Regions from separate parts of the Mus musculus genome. Here region 1 is linked to region 2. The links are chromatin loops, found by intact Hi-C in ENCODE. Cell type or tissue: heart. All regions are shown on one strand. Links, peaks and the distances in the headings refer to the core of each region. The heading gives the core; the rest is flanking DNA.

Region 1 (2,905 bases), core at 220-2,719, 170 kb after region 2:
TAGAGCCCAGGTCTTCCTGCCCTGCCATGTCCTTAGCTCTAGTGTGTTATGGGATAATGGTGGAAATCTTGGCCATGTGATCCACAGGGCTATATTACTAGGCTAGAGCTGAGCACCCCATCGCCAGAGCAGACTCAGCTTCAGGCCTTAAGACTCTAAATCAGTTCAGCCCCACTCCACCTGGCCAGGGAAGCCCCAAGGATATAGCTCTAATGACTGTGTTCCGAAGCAATGTGGGCGGTACTTCTCTATCTCCCTCTTTAAGAAATCCTTATCTAGATTGCAGCCCCTAAGGGGATAGGAACTCTGCAGGAATCCCAATGGAGTCAACTAACCTGGACCCTTGGGGCTCTCAGAGATTGAATCACCAACCAAAAACCACAGCAGCTGGACCTAGACCTCCCCCCACTTATGTAACAGATGTGCAGCATGGCCTTCCTGTGGGTCCTGAACAAGTGGAGAAGGGGCTAATCAAAAAGCTGTTGCCTGTATATGGGATATGTTCTTCTAGCTGGGCTGCCTTGTCTGGCCTCAATGGGAGAGGAAACTCTAGTCTTGCAGAGACTTGAGGTGACAGGGTGTGTGGGGAAACCAGGGGACCCCACCCGATCAAAGGAGAAGGGGTGGGGGTGATGTAAGGATTGTGAGAGGCAGTGACCAGGGGGAGGGCAGCGAGCGGGATGTGTAGTGAATAAATTAAAAAAAAACAAAACAAAACAAAACAAAAAAAAAACCTCCTTCTCCTAAGGTGGCAGAGGCAGCCTGGACCAAAAGCCTAGGTCCTCCAACCATGGCTTCCTAAGCTCCTGTCCTGTCTCCTCTTCAGTCAAATGAAGAGGAGTGCTGACAGAGTCCCCCAAATGCTGGGGCCACCGCACCACATGAACTGCTGGGATAGCCATCATAACGGGCCTGCCTCTTTGGGACAAGGCAGGAACATGGCATTGCTGAGGAGGCTTGGAGCCTGGGCAGACACATAGTCTTTCTAGGCAACTCTGTGTGTGTGTGTGTGTGTGGGGGGGGGGGGGCTGGTCTCCAGAGACCTCAAGGACAGAAATCCTCCCACTATTTGGCATTTATTGCCTATGGCTTCTTTGAAGTTCTGACTTACAATGGCCCTAGGAATGCACAGCCCCCACCCTCTCCTCACTTCCTTGCCAACAAGGTCAGAGCCTTTGAGGGACCTGAGTGGACCCTGAAGTCTGGGATATTGGAATCTTTGGTGTTTGTCTTGGTCTATCAAATGTCAGTAACCCCGAGTTCTTCAGTGGTACATCTTCTCAACACCCAGCAGCTTATTGATTGAGCCTCACAGTCTCTGTACTGACAGCCCTCACCTAGTGAAGGTTATACTACAGTTGGCCACATGGGGGCACTTGTGGGGCAGATGTTATACCTCAGTCGGCCACGCGAGGGAGCCAACCAACAGGCAAATGTAGGGTCTCTACAGGCCCTGGGCAAAGAAGAGCCCTGTCACAGAGAGGAAGAGGTAAATTGGCCAGTGCTGGGAAAAGGGTCCACCAAGCAGAGACACTGTATGGCCTGCTCCAAATGCTGATTTTTCCTGGAGGCCTGAGAGCTGTGACCTCACGTTGCTCCTTGGTCTGATGCAAAGGCACTAAGACCTGCGTGACAGGGGTCCCAACAGAGCAGAGCTATCTTCAATGTCCCACCTATCCACACTCTGTGACCCCCATCCTGGCTCTGAGTACTCACTAAGTCTCACTACCCCTATCCCTCACTCTTGCCTTCACCTGAGCCCCTGCTGGGCCCACTGGACCCTCATTCAACCCAGACACTTGTCCCTCTCCCAGGTCCCCAAGCTGCTTAAACACTGCTATCCCTTACTCTGTCTCCCAACCCAGCTGAGCCTCTGCCTGTCCCCAGTGGAGTAGTTGTTTCCTCCTGTCAGAGTGACACAGACCAGACTACCAGGCAGGAGGCTGAGCTTGGTGCTTCTGTGGTGCCCTGGGGAGAACACTGTGTGCTGTAGCCTTGGTATAGCCTAAGGCCTGACAACCACTTGACTATGCCAGGCCCATCACTCACCCCACCCTGGGCACCCTGCCAGTTCTCACCATTGCCTGCAGGTTCGATCCCAGATTAGCTACTGCACAGGTTGGTACACCAGCTCGTTGAGAAGTGGTCATGTGGGCCCTGGACTTGAGCATGGCTCATGGGCCTGAGGGGCAGAGCGAGGTTCCTTTGTGGGACCCTGTGATAGCCCCACAGAGCCTGGCAGCACTTGGCCCAGTGTAGAGAGGGCACCAACCATCATTCTCTAGGAAGAAAGAGGATGGGCAGCAGTGGCTCCCAAGCCCCTTCCATGCATAATCAACAGGTTCTGGGTTCTGCTCTCTGGGGCTCCGAAGATTGCCACCTTCAGTGATATCTTTCTTTTCTCAGTCATAAACTCCTTAGCCTCACACTTCAGTAAGTCTGACTCTCTGGGTCCTGTACCCTTCTAGGAGGTAGAACTCCCAGGAGGATAGAGAAGGAGACCTGGGTAGGGGATTCCTTACCACCTATATGGACCTGGGGGCACACAGGCTGTTGGCTTACATAAATGCACACAGTCAGCTAAGGATGCCTGAGTGTCTGTGGGGAAGCCGAGGACTTCAGGAGTTCTGACTTGAAGTTTTACTGACAGCCCCCACCCCCAGAAGCTTCTCCTTCCTGTCACATGAGCATGCAGACCTGAATGTGAATTCCTAGAACCCATGTAAAGCTGGGCACAGAAGTGTCAGGTGTGTGTATGTGTGTGTGTATGTGTGTATGTGTTTACGTGCATGTGCGTGTAAAACCTTGGCCACTCTGGAGCTTGGTGCCTCCTGAAACTCAGACCCAGTTGATGGCAACTGTCCAATCTAAAGGGTCATTTATGAAGTGTAACTCTGCTTTGTGA
Region 2 (2,905 bases), core at 200-2,699:
TGACTTAAGTTGACGAATAGCCTGCATTGTAGAAACCTGTCTGGAGGAAAGAAAAAAAAAGTATTTTCCACTACTTGATTCCCTGGTCAGCCAGCTGTGAGGACTCCAGGACCCTTCTCTCCCCCTCCCATAGGTGCCTGGATCCTGACCAGTGCCCTCCACGTGGGCCTGGCCCGCCATGTTGGACAAGCTGTACGTGATCACTCTCTGGCTAGCACATCCACCAAGATCCGTGTAGTGGCCATCGGAATGGCCTCTCTGGATCGAATCCTTCACCGTCAACTTCTAGATGGTGTCCACCAAAAGGTTAGTGACAGGTTCACAGGACCACAGCTGATAGGGTTTAGTGAGCTTGGGTGGGTAGAGGAAGCCATAGGCAGGCCGAAGAATTGTGCCACTCCGAGAGGCCCTGAAACTATTGAGAGGTGAGAGGTGGGAGGATGGGCTGCAGTGGGAAGATGTGGGTTCCATGGGCCCAAAACTTCCCACCAGGTGGCAGCATCTCTCAGGAATAAGAGTGGCAACCTGCTGTACTCCCTATGGAAAGCCAGACCTATAACGCTCTAGGCCCAGCCTGGCTGGACGGCTGTCCTCAAGTCCCAGAAAGCCCTGGCCAGGTGGCTTTGGCTCTCTGGTATTCATACACACCCCCCCCACCCTGTGGTCTGTGTAAGGCAGAACCAATGAGAAGCCCAGGAGGCCCCACTGAGGTGAAGTCTGGACCCCAGCCCAGAAGAGTCTGGAAGGTGGAGCTTGCAAAGCCCTGGCCCCAGCTGTTTCCATGGTTCACTCATTCCAGGGAGGCCCCCTGGCCCAGCGGTCCAGCCTCCCTCTGCCTGAGGGGTGGGAACTCTGAGGCCTTGCTGAAGCCTCTCCCAGGGCCCCAGCATGGCGTGCACAGCACAGCAAGGCCCAGCCCAAGCTGCTCCTGAGGTCTCTGCCTCCCCCTCTCTCCTTGGCACAGGAGGATACTCCCATCCACTACCCAGCAGATGAGGGCAACATTCAGGGACCCCTCTGCCCCCTGGACAGCAATCTCTCCCACTTCATCCTTGTGGAGTCAGGCGCCCTTGGGAGTGGGAACGACGGGCTGACAGAGCTGCAGCTGAGCCTGGAGAAGCACATCTCTCAGCAGAGGACAGGTTATGGGGGTAAGGCTTGCTCTAGCTGCCCATCTACAGCATCTTGGGGATGTAGACATGGAGATGTGGCACACACCAGTAAGAACTTTATAGAGAGAGCGGGAAAAGGCCTTCCAGGAAGTGGGGGAGGGTCCTGCATGCCTGAGTGTACAAGGCCAGGGAAGAAGAGCTGTTGGTGTGGGATGGAAGAGTGACACAGCTGGGCAGTGTGACCTTGGCTAGGCAGCAGCTACCTCCTGGGCAGACGACAGGGCAGTTGCCACTGTTTTAAATGGTGCTGCTCTGGCTGCAGACTCTGATAGCCAATAGTCTTCCCAGAGGTGCAGTCCCCTTTACTGCCACCAGGGAGCAGAATTGCCTGAGGGAATGGGTATATCTGTGGCTAATGGTGGGTGTGAAAGAGAGATACTAGGACAATATTAAGGGACAAAAAAATATTTATAAGCTACAATGTCATTGCTTAGAAATTTTTGGTAAAGCCAGTGCACTTTAACAGTGGAAACAGATCTGTGTTTGATACCACAAAGGTCTCAATAGAACCACTGCAGATTGGGTCTGATCCCACCAGCTTTTGACCGTTTGTTGGCCTGGTGTGTCTCTTACAATGCAGAGCAACTCTGTCCTATGCTTATAGAGTGACTACCTAGCCACAGTGTATCTGCTTTTGGGCTGTGGCAGGTACAACTAGGCTTCTTTTCTCTTAAGTTACTTTGTGTTTAATGCCAGCTCTGGACAGTGCAGATGTAAGGTGTGGGCCCACAGCTCAGGGATTTGATACACTATTTGGGTTTGGGTTCACCCTTGGGGGGGAAAAGCCACTGTGGGCTGGGGATGTAGCTCAGTTAGTAGAGTGCTTGCCTTTTGTGCACAATGCTCTGGGATTAATCCCCAGCACAGAATAAACCAGGCTCTGTGGCACATGCCTGTAACTCTAGCACTCTAGAGATGCAAGCAGGGGATCACCCTAAACTATATTTCAAAATTAAGACTAGACTTGGGGCAGGGGAGATGGCTCAGCGGTTAAGAGCACTGACTGCTCTTCTAGAGGTCCTGAGTTCAATTCCCAGCAACCACATGGTGGCTCACAACCATCTGTAACAGGATCTGATGCCCTCTTCTGGTGTGTCTGAAGACAGCTACAGTGTACTCATATACATTAAATAAATAAATAAATAAATAAAATTTGTTTTTAAAGACTAGATTAGGGGAAAAAAAAGCTTTTGCCAGGCCAGGCCAGGGCGTGCAGAAACATGGCACCCAAGGATGCCTGAAGTTGGAGTTGGAGATGGTCCTGAGTTCTCACATTCTGAGCATCAAATGGCCTCATGGCTGCTCTGCCCACAGGCACCAGCTGCATCCAGATACCTGTCCTTTGCCTGTTGGTCAATGGTGACCCCAACACCCTAGAGGTAAGGGCAGAAAGAAAAGAACTCCCCCTCCCCTGGCTGGAGCCCTGAAGGATATGGTAGTTTCTCAGGGCATCTACAGGGTGGTGTGGAGGGCTAAGGCACCTCCTAAGCATTCATCTGGGTGTCACCTTCTTTGCCTCCCCCAGAGGATTTCCAGGGCAGTGGAGCAGGCTGCCCCATGGCTGATCCTGGCAGGTTCTGGTGGCATTGCTGATGTACTCGCTGCCCTGGTGAGCCAGCCTCATCTCCTGGTGCCCCAGGTGGCTGAGAAGCAGTTCAGAGAGAAATTCCCCAGCGAGTGTTTCTCTTGGGAAGCCATTGTACACTGGACAGAGCTGGTATGTGCTGCTGGGG

The links. A loop is a pair of places that touch in the nucleus more often than their neighbours do. Peaks named below come from ENCODE experiments on the same cell type or tissue, not always from the same donor. Only the 100,000 strongest peaks of a DNase experiment are listed, where the experiment ranks them.
Region 1: it touches region 2 in a loop (10-fold over the local background); 13 of 42 quality-filtered maps call a loop at or near these places.

What each region holds. Positions count from the first base shown.
Region 1 is chr7:142,917,921-142,920,825 of GRCm38, reverse strand. No RefSeq gene overlaps it. Among named protein-coding and RNA genes, the nearest start is that of Th, 19 kb to the right of the region's middle. In heart, for the core only: no CTCF peak of the experiment used is centred there; DNase peaks (open chromatin) are centred at 1,395 and 2,025; H3K27me3 peaks cover 817 bases.
Region 2 is chr7:143,085,102-143,088,006 of GRCm38, reverse strand. It overlaps Trpm5 (transient receptor potential cation channel, subfamily M, member 5), which reads left to right. Exons shown (of 25, transcript NM_020277.2): 4 at 134-306; 5 at 965-1,151; 6 at 2,487-2,551; 7 at 2,698-2,889. Among named protein-coding and RNA genes, the nearest start is that of Trpm5, 8.1 kb to the left of the region's middle. In heart, for the core only: CTCF peaks have their summits at 491 (motif pointing right) and 1,464 (motif pointing right); DNase peaks (open chromatin) are centred at 726 and 1,396; H3K27ac peaks cover 871 bases; H3K27me3 peaks cover 298 bases.